Regions from separate parts of the Homo sapiens genome. Here region 2 is linked to region 1. A link is an interaction called in ENCODE POLR2A ChIA-PET data of the cell type or tissue named here. Cell type or tissue: PC-3. All regions are shown on one strand. Links, peaks and the distances in the headings refer to the core of each region. The heading gives the core; the rest is flanking DNA.

Region 1 (5,391 bases), core at 104-5,103:
CCAAAATGACAATTTTATTTGAGATTCTCTTAAGAAACTTCTAAACCCCAAAGAACTGAAGTCCAGGGTTGTGCCAAAACATCCACCCAGGCTGATCCCACTGCCTCCTGGAGAGCCCCTATGCTGGTTCTCTTGTTTGCTTTCTAGATTCTTGATTTAAGCCTCACATTCCTGCTTCTCAGCTGTGCAGCCCTCTCCTGTGACTCTCAGTCAGCTTGCAGGACCCCTTCAGGACTTCCTCCTCCAGGCAGTCTCCCCAGCCCACAGTGATGACCCCTGCTTGAGACTGGGAGTTTCTTGCACTTATTATTTTGTACTTAATTGCAACCTGCCACGTGATATTTGTTATATCGCTTTTTTTTTTTTTTTTGACATGGAGTTTTGCTCTTGTTGCCCAGGCTGGAGTGCAATGATGTGATCTTGGTTCACTGCAACCTCCGCCTCCTGGGTTCAAGTGATTCTCCTGCCTCAGCCTCCCAAGTAGCTGGGACTACAGGCATGCGTCAGCCTGCTCAGCTAATTTTGTATTTTTAGTAGAGATGGGGTTTCACCATGTTGGTCAGGCTGGTCTCCAACTCCTGACCTCAGGTGATCCACCCACCTCGGCCTCCCAAAGTGCTGGGATTACAGGTGTGAGCCACAGTGCCTGGCCCATAATGCATTCTTATACATTTTTATTTAACTTGTAACAATACTTATGCTTTGTCTACACAACTTAATTATAAGCTTCATGCCAGTAGAGACTTTTCCTTTTGCCTCTTTGTTTTCTCCACCGTGTCTAGGATAATATTTTGCACATGAGATACGTTCCCTAAACATTTGCCAATTGAATCATAAACCACTTTAAAACAAAAATAGCTGACATGAGGCTAAATATAACAAAATTAAGTGTTACTTGGTTTCTTAGTTTCATTTTGCAAATTTTTGTTTCATTTTGAAAGTTTGGAAGTCTTTAATTAGAAATGCATTTATCCTACATGGTACTTTGAAACCAAAGATGTTAGAGTGACACCACTTTATTGTTTTCTTGAAGTGTTAAGTGATGTGTAAATAGAATATTGTTTGACTAATTTTTTTTTACATTTGTATATTTTAAGGTATGGGGAGGGTGGTTTTTGAAATACGGCTAAAAGTCAAGTGAGAAGAATATACATTATCACCTAATTTAATTTTAAGATTAGACTGAAGCACAAGAAACCTCAGCATCATTTAGTTCTCCTTCATGTTGTATGGAACCAGTAATCTAATACCTATCCTGAGAATCTGTCGGCTTCTCTCTTTCTTTTCTCGCCCTACTCTAGTAATTATTTTAACTTTCAATATCCCTTCACGAGTAGGTTTTTGTCATTTTGAGATACCCCCACATCTTTTCAATCAAAAGGCAGAGTGGGAGGAGAGGAGGAAAAAGAGGAGGAAAGAAGTACAGCTATTTTTTATGTCTAGCACAACTCTCTAATATTGCAGACAGGAACCAAGTACTTTACTGGTGCATGTCATTTATTCAGTCTTCTTAATCTTCTCTTTGTAGTGAAAAATCCTAGATTCTTGAGCTTTTCTCAGAACGTATTTATGACTTTAATCATCCGGGTTGCTCTCTTTGGAACCTTTTCCAGTTTCACAATAAAAACAATTTAACAGAGTTTCTGAGCCCTAGTGTTTTTTCTTTAGAAAAAGAGCACTTGCTTCACTGGAATTTATCCTCCTTCCCTTTCTTCCCCACTTCTTCACTTTCTTTTTAGTGTAAAGCTGAATTATACGAGAATTAAAGAAGTCATTTGCTTCTGTTCATTCTTGATCTGTGTGTGTGTGTGTGTGTGTGCGTGTGTACAGTCTTAGCTCAAAAGAACAAACTTTAGCCAATAAGTTAAGCCAATAGTGAGAAATATCTCAACTCCCCTCCTGGACTGGGGCTTGAGGCTCTTGGAGCCTTGCCTGATGGAGAAATTTGAATGAGCTTATGGTGAAAACATGGCTTACAGTATGTGGATCCTAAAGCCCTTTCACCCCATCTCCTCTAGTGAACCAATGTTGTTTTTGCCCACTCAACATCCTTTCTCCTTTCCTCTGGGAGAGGAAGGCGCAGGAGTCCCATTTCCCATGGGGAGTCCTTGTGGCTTGACTGGGGCAGACACTGCTCACATCTCACAGGAGTAGGCAGTGACTCCAGCCTGGCCAATCAGAGAGCTCCATTTCCCAATTCGCAGTGATTGGTTCAGGGCTAGACACATGACCAAAGCCAGATCAGTTGGAGTTTTCCTTGGGACACTTCTTTTTGTGCTGTTCTGCCAGTGGAGGGGACTAACTTTATGGATTAGCAATCTTGGGTTGCTGTGGCCACCTTGTTTCTCAGGTGGAGAGAGCCTGTTAGAAAGATGGGGAGAGAGAGAGAGAGAGAGAGCGCTCTGATGAAATCCTGTGAGTGATGCCTGAAGTCAGTCAGTATAGCCCTGGACATGTCTGAAATATGAGTCAAGAAACCACCTTTGGAAAAAAAAAAAAAAAAAAAAGCTGGTTTGAGACATGTTTTTGTCACTTATACACAGTTTCTGACTAATACACTTGTCATTTTATAATGAGGACATTGAGCCACAGAGTGGTGAAGCGTCTGCCATAGCCTCCTAATTAGAATTTTTGCTGCCATGTTGGCATTATCCCATTTCCTTCACTTTCAGCCCACCACTCCCCTTTTCCCTGTGATGCCAGAATGCTCTTTCTAAACCTCGTACGTGGTTGTCTAATTGAGCTCTTTTTTTTTTTTTTTCTTTTGAGGCAAAGTCGCTCAGTCACCCAGGCTAGAGTGCAATGACATGATCTCGGCTCACTGCAACTTCCGCCTCCCAGGTTCAAGTGATTCTCGTGCCTCGGCCTCCCCAGTAGCTGGGATTACAGGTGCCTACCACCACACCTGGGTAATTTTTATATTTTAAGTAGAGGCGGCGTTTCACCATGTTGGCCAGTCTGATCTCGAAGTCCTGACCTCGAGTGATCCATCCACCTCAGCCTCCCAAAGTGCTGGGATTACAGGCATGAGCCACCATGCCTGGCCTGATTGAGCTCTTTATGATAAAACTCTTTGATGACTCTCCAGTTGCGTATGCTGAATACAGCTGAAGCTTCCCAGCATGGCATACGTGATCTCACAGTCAGGTCTCTGTCCCACACGACTGCCTCTGCTTCTCCTTGGTATTTATGCTCCAGCTATTCTAAAATACTTAAGGTTCCCCAAACATGCCATGCCATTTTAAACTGCTTTCTTTTGCCACCTAGAATTCCCTCTGTCCGGAATGCTCTTCGTGTTCTATGCTAATTTTGAGCTTTTTATTTGTCCTTCAAAATTAATCCAGTTAAAACAAAAGTCAACCCAGTCATCATCCCTCTCCCTGAAGGAGCTTAGAAACTAACAGTAATTCAAGTGACTTCCTTGAGATGACTTGGCTGGTAGTCAGAACTGGAACCCAAGTCTCCTGACTTCCAGCCCATTGCTCTCCTACTGCCCTATGATAGATTTAACCTGGAAAAGATCCAGTGGACGCTTATTTCTCCTCTGTTTATGCAAGTACATCAGTTGCACTGGATCACCCTTATTCCCCACCCTGGCATCTCGATGGCAGCAGCAGACTTCGTTGTACAGAATTTTAAATGTGCCACCAATTATGTGCTGTCTTTCAGGTTGTGCTAATAGCATAAAATGTACGATGCTGAATGTGTTTCTCTAATCTATTCATGTATAATGGTAGCTCCCGGCTCTTAGCATCTGGCCTGCTAACTGCATAGTAAATAATAGTAAACATGCTGCAAGTCTTAATGAACTACTTGTCTAAAATTATTTCTGTAAAATCAGAATACTATTGTTGCTATCAATAAAAACAGCCATTGTGGACGGGTGCCTGGGCCCCACTCTGGCCCAATTAAATAAGAATTGCTGAGGGTGAAGCCAGGCCTTGTGATTGTGAAAGCTTCTGTGGTGATTCCAATGTACAGTCAGGGTTGAGAATCACTGGGCTCATCAGTTCCTCCTTGAGAGGAGGCCTAAGCAGGATTGACAAAAGTTTTAAGCTATGGAACCAAAATAAGGTCATAAGGGGAAGATGTGACATTTTAAAAGAGTTATAAAATATATTTACTTTTTGGCTGATTTGGGGCACACTGCCTAGGAGTTAGGCCATCTCTGGAAAGATATTTTTTAGAAAAGAAAAAATAATTATACATGTATATATGTATATATATGTGTGTATATATATGTATATATGTGTGTGTGTGTATATAGATATGTACTTTTTAATTGCTAAAGCTAGATGTTGTCTGTATACTAAACATCATTTTCTTTGTTTCTGTATTTTTTCCTCATTAAAATATCATTATAAAGTGCTGCCTTATTGCCAGGAAAACAGAGAGGAGTTCACCTAGTTAGCTTAACCTTTCCTGGAGACTTTGTTCTACTTGATCACACTTTGTGTTCCTAACTCTCCTCATTCCTGCAGTGGTGAGAATACAAAAAAATTCTACAAAATGCTCTGTTGGCTTCTTTCCCCTCTTCCCTTTGCCTCTCCAGGGTAGCACTGGTCTGTACATTGTATCTAAATGCACTAACTGAACCCGTTTTGTTTTTACATTTAACTCCTCGTAAGTGATAGATATCTTCTCTAGTTAAAGCAATCTGTACAATATTTAAAAGTTTACAGTTTTAACAAAATCATCCTTGCTTAGTTTTGCTTTGTGCCTGGTATACACAACATCAGGCTCAGGATATTCAGAGTTCATATATGCCTTGGCAAGTGGTAGCAGGGCTTTCCTGGCTTTGGGGATCAGGTATGGAAATCCAAACTCCTCAAAATGTGTTCTGTGCTTCTGAATGCTGTTTTATTGTTTTACTCTCTCTGCAAACATCCTACGAGTCTTTTACTTTTTTTTTTTTTTTTTTTTTTGAGACAGAGTCTTGCTCTGTTGCCCAGGCTGGAGTGCGGTGGTGCAATCTTTGGCTTACTGCAACCTCTGCCTCCTGGGCTCAAGCGATCCTCCTGCCTCAGGCCCCCAAGTAGCTGGGATTACAGGTGCATGCCACCACACCTGGCTAACTTTTTGTATTTTTAGTAGAGATGGGGTTTCACCATGTTGGCCAGGCTGGTCTCGAACTCCTGACCTCAAGTGATACACCTGCCTTGGCCTCCCAAAGTGCTGGGATGACAGGTGTGAGCCCCGTACCTGGTCATGATACAAGTCTTAATGAACTACTTGTATAAAATCATCTCCTTTCCTTTTGACTGGGAGTAGAAGTCCTATTTTATATGAGGAGCCCATTCCATATGGCTTGAGCAGGGCAGCCCCTGCCCTTATCTCATAGGAGGAGGATTTGACTTAGACCTGGACAATCAGAGAGCTCCATTTCTCCAT
Region 2 (5,391 bases), core at 148-5,147, 120 kb before region 1:
ATTTAAATGATGCTGTGTGTTTATTTTCAAATTCCAATTGTTCCTTGCCAGTATATATGAAAGTGATTGACTTCTGTATATTAATCTTGTGTCCTGTAGCCTTGTTACAATCATTTATCAGTTCCAGGAGTTTTTTGGTCAGTTTGTTCAGATTTTCTACATAGACGACCATGTAATCTGTAAACAAAGAAAGACAGTTTTATTTCTTCTCTCCCAATCTGTATAACTTTTATTTCCTTTTCTTATCTTGAGGCATTAGCTAGTACTTCCAGTATGATGTTGAAAAGAAGTGGGGAGTGGGGACATCTTTGCCTAGTTCCTGATCTTAGTGAGAACAATTATGTATTTTAAAATATTAAGCATTTTAAAAGATAGTTATCACAATGATCATATTAAACCCTGTAGTTGAAATCTTTGGTTCTCTTTTCTACAGAGGGGTGCATCAATCCATTCATTCATTCCAGTTATGGGCCAGTGATGTGCTAGGAAAGATCCATTTCTCTCTCTGTCCTTAGAATGGCTATTTTTATCTTATCAGCCAATAACTGCCAGGATTTTTTCTGATTATTATTGGGGAAAAAACTTACCAAAAAAAGTATTATCACTTAAACATTTTTTGGCTAATATGAGTGATTAAAAATGGGATCCTAAAGTAATGGAAATCTATTTGATTTCTAGCAAAGTTAAGTATTTTTATATTTATTAGCTATTTGTATACATTCTTTGTGAATGATATATTCTGGACCTCTGTCCATTTTCTGTTGGCATCTTATTGTTTAAAATTATATGAATGATTCTCCATGGTTTAAAATATTAAATCTTATTTTGTCATAGTTGTTTATAAGTGTTTTTCAAAATATGTTTGCCGTCTACTTTTGTAATTACTTTTCTTGACCCATTGAAGTTTTAAATTTTCATGTAGCCAGATCAATCAGACCTTATATTTCTTATTTTTTCCTATTACTTTCATACTTAGAATGCCCATGTCTTCCAAGAGCTGATGTATACTTTTATAACTAGTATTACAATGTGTAATCCAGTCTTAGGATTTGCAATATCTACCTATATTTTCACTTTAGAGTTTTCTCATGGGATGATTTTTAAAACTATATAACGTACTTGGAATTCATTCTCACCTGTAGTGTTAGGTGAAGATCTAAAATTTATTTGCAAATAACCAAGTAGTATTTTTAGTGATTTTATATCCTAGTTATTAAATACTAAGGGTTCCTACATTATAGGCCTGATTAGGAGCTTTCTTCTTTGTTCTATTGAGCTCCAAGCCTGTTTCTCTGACAATACCATGATGGTTTATTGTTTAGGTGATTTATTATGTCTAGTTATCGGGCTGAGTTAGGTTCCTCTCATTTCTCTTCCCCAAACTCTGACTCCCAGTTTTTCTTTGCTGTTCTCACTTATTCTCCAGAAGGTTTTTAGAACATTTTCTAAGCCCTTCCCCTCACTTATAATTTTTTTTTTGAGACAGAGTCTTGCTCTGTTACCCAGGCTGGAATGCAGTGGTGTGATCTTGGCTCACTGCAACCTCCTCCTCCTGGGTTCAAGCAATTCTTCTGACTCAGCCTCCCAAATAGCTGGGACCACAGGTGCACGCCACCATGCCAGGCTAATTTTTGTATTTTTAGTAGAGACAGGGTTTCACCATATTGGTCAGGCTGGTCTCAAACTCCTGACCTCAGGTGATCCACCCACCTTGGCCTCCCTAAGTGTTGGGATTACAGGCGTGAGCCACTGCATCTGGCCTAACTTGTAATTTTGATTATAATTATTTTAAACTCATAAATTAATCTGGGAAAGTAGTTATCTTTATAATATGCAGTTTCCTCAACTAGAAATATTCCCCATTCTTTTAATTCATTTTTTGTTTTATTCTGTTGTATGCATATTATGTTTCAGTTTTGAAACATTTGTTAATTATGCGTTCTTAGTAGTATATAATTCTTGCATACGGCAATTTGGACTGATTTTAAATAATATTGGAAGGTCACATACAATAATAAGCAAATTAATAATAGCATAAAGGAATCCACCTCTCATTTTGAGAAAGATTGCTTGTATTGTAGAAAATAGCTGTTAGCATATAATGTAAAATAAGATTCTAGTATTCTGTTAAGCACTTTAAGTTTTTCAGTTGCATATACTACCCCTATTTTATTAAACTATATTTAATTTTTTTATTTGGGAATGCTTTTCTTTTCTATACCTAAAAGCTCTGCAATTTGTTGGTCTGTAGGTTATCATGCAAGAAGTTCTCAAGCCTTTTTGATTTTTGTGCAATAAAGTACAGCTTTGCATAAGAGTGAAATTGGGCTAGCTTAAATGGATCCATAAACTTTCTTCTAATTTTAAGTGAGACTCTTTTAAACACCTGTTAAATTTAATGTAGCAGTCTGAGAATCTAAAATTATGTACCACTCGTTTATTTGTTCATTCATCCATCCCTTTTCCCATGAATATTTCATTTGTTTATCCAGCTAGTTTTATTAACTGTTTTAATCCAGGCATTGGGATATAATGATAAGCAAGATATCATTCCTGTGGAAACTTCTTCCAGGCACTAAAGATATAGAGGATGAATTAGAGGAACATAAAATTGGAGGAGATTGAATACTTAAAGGCAGTGGCCATAGGGATGGCAAAGAGGAAGTAGAGATAGAGTCATTAGGACTTAGTGCCAATTAAATACGGGGTGAGTGAGAGAAGATGGCTTTGGGATGTCCTCAAGTTCCTAGCTTATTTATTCATTATGCTTTTATTGGAGGACTATCATGTTTTAGGCATTGTTATGTTTCAGGCATTGTATAAATGCAGGAGGACGTAAGAAATAAGCCACATCAGAACTTAGATTATAGAGGGGAAAGTATTAGGTTGGTGCATTGCTTTTAGTGGCAGAAACAGCAATTACTTTGGCACCAGCATAATAGAATGGTTGTGACTGGGGTGGGAGTGTGCGTATAGAGAGAAAGATTATGGGTTCACTTTCAGGCCTGTTGAGCTGCCTGCCTGTTAGATATACAAGCGGAAGTAATGGATATTCAGATAGAGAGTTCGAGAGAGTCATTGCTGGACATACAGTCATCAGTGTATAGCTGGCAATTGAAATCATGGATTAGAAGGTCTTTCAAAAAGAGTCCTTAGTGAGAAAAGAAAGGGAGAATTGGAATCTTGAGGAATAACAGTTTGTTAGTCAGAGGAAGATGAACCTGTGAAGAAGACTAAAGTGGAGTAATCAGAGAGATAGAAGGTAACTTGGGACAGTGTTTCACAAAAGCCAAGAAAATTTTCCAGGCAGAATGTTCAGCTGTATCTAAAGTCAAGTCAAGGGTCTGTAAGATAAGGATTTAAAATGTCCACTAAATTTTGTAATTAGGAGATCATTGTTGATCATGTGAAACTATTTCTGTGGGGAATTTGAATAATAGAAATGGTGTGACCCCTACACTTTTTTTTTTTAGACCTTGGCCTTGCAGAGAGGCTAGATAAACTTGAAAGACCGTATCAGGATTCATAGCATTAATGAAGGGTTATCCTTGGAGAGGAAAACAAGTATACTAAGGAATATTTGTAGAAAATGGAGAAATTCAGAGAGCTGTCTTCCTCTGTCAGCCAAAAGTTTCTCAGCAGCAGGGGTTGATTTACTCAGCAGTGTGTTTAGTGCCTGACCTGTAGTAAGTAATTAGTAAATATTTGCTGAATGATCGAGCCTAATAAAAGAGTTGAAGAATTTTGTTCATCCCAAGTCTAAAGTGTAGCTTCAGAATTTAGCCACTTCTGGAGCTTAAGATTTACTTTTCTTCTCTGTCATTAAAAATTAAACATGTAGTCAAAAAATTAACCTTCTAAAGGCATTTAAAAAATTCTTTTAGAATAAGCTCTGCTTTATAATATAGTCTATGTTTTTCATAGTACTGCACATTCCTAAGGTTTACTACTTTGTCTTTTATAGTGTACTTTTTAAAATTTATTTTTTGTAGAGACAGGGTCTCACTGTGTTGCCCAGTTGGATCTTGAACTCCTGATTTCAAGTGATCCTCCCACCTCAGCCTCCCATGCCTATTGGGATTACAGGCATGAGACACCACATCTGGCCCTTTTATAGTGTATTTTAAGTTCTGCTTTGGTTATCTCTTTTTGAAACTTTGCAAATGTTAAAGATTTTATTTGAATTTTGTTAGTTATAAAGTTGAAACATTTTATTTTATTATTAATTTTGAGACAGAGTCTCACTTTTTCACCCAGGCTGGAGTGCAGCAGCACAATCACAGCCCGCTGCAGCCTTGACCTCCTGGGTTCAAGCAATCCTCCCACACACCACTAAGCCCTGCTAATTTTTTATATTTTTTGTAGTGGCGGGTTTTCACCATGTTGTCAATCTGGTCTCAAACTTCTGAGCTCAAGTGATCCGCCTGCCTCAGCCTCACAAAGTGCTGGGATTACAGGCATGAGCCACTGTGCTCGGCTGAAACATTTTAATAAGAGCAGTTAACCATACCTTTTCAACAGGAATTGATTTGGGAACTCTGCCTATCTCTTTTTAAAGATGTGAAAACTTACTTATTCGTTATTGCTAAGTTTGTGATAAGTATCCTATAAGCCACTCCATTTGTAGTGAAACTAATTCTTTCATTCTCTATGTAATACTTTAATTTCTGTAATCTAAGATCAGAAACACTCATAATCAAGTTAATGTATCCTAATTGTTCACTTTGATAACACAACACATTTTCTATACATTTTCTTCATGTTAGAGTCAAGAGAATATGAGTCTAAAATGTAATTTTTTTGCAAAAAATATGACTCCTAAGGTTTTTTTTTACATTTCTTCTTTGTGTATTAAAGTTTTTATTTCTGTTCCATAGATATATATGTGACATATAAAATAAATTAGAAAGAGAAGATATACAATACTATGTAAAGTGACTACATTTTTCTTTTAGGCTGGGATATGAAGAACAACAGCCTGAGGTTCCAATTCTTTATCATGATGTAACATCCCTTTTGCTCATCCAGATCTTAATGATGCCACAACCCTTACGCAAAGGTATGTCTTTATAATTCAGATTCTTTGATTATATACTATGTATTTTGAATATTCTAGAGATTATAGAGACAAATAGGCTGGGTGTGGTGGCTCATGCTTGTAATCCCCGCACTTTAGGAGGCTGAGGTGGGTGGATTGCTTGAGCACAGGAGCTCGAGACCAGCCTGGGCTATTAATATAGTGAGATGCTGTCTCAAAAAGAGAAAGAGAAGTAAATACAGCAGTAAGTATGATGGATACTTTTTGTGGTAATAACAGACATTGTTTTTTCTATTATTAGCAAATAGTAATCGTATCTAAAAAATGACAATGAAAAAGTGTTTTTTAAAATT

What was found. Peaks named below come from ENCODE experiments on the same cell type or tissue, not always from the same donor. Only the 100,000 strongest peaks of a DNase experiment are listed, where the experiment ranks them.
Region 2: POLR2A ChIA-PET joins it to region 1 with 9 read pairs; 3 of 35 experiments call an interaction of 5 or more read pairs at or near these places.

The regions. Positions count from the first base shown.
Region 1 is chr2:170,159,892-170,165,282 of GRCh38, forward strand. No RefSeq gene overlaps it. Among named protein-coding and RNA genes, the nearest start is that of MYO3B, 16 kb to the right of the region's middle. In PC-3, for the core only: no CTCF peak of the experiment used is centred there; a DNase peak (open chromatin) is centred at 2,490; H3K27ac peaks cover 1,080 bases.
Region 2 is chr2:170,035,927-170,041,317 of GRCh38, forward strand. UBR3 (ubiquitin protein ligase E3 component n-recognin 3) reads left to right here. Exons shown (of 39, transcript NM_172070.4): 32 at 4,956-5,059. Among named protein-coding and RNA genes, the nearest start is that of MYO3B, 140 kb to the right of the region's middle. In PC-3, for the core only: no CTCF peak of the experiment used is centred there; no DNase peak of the experiment used is centred there.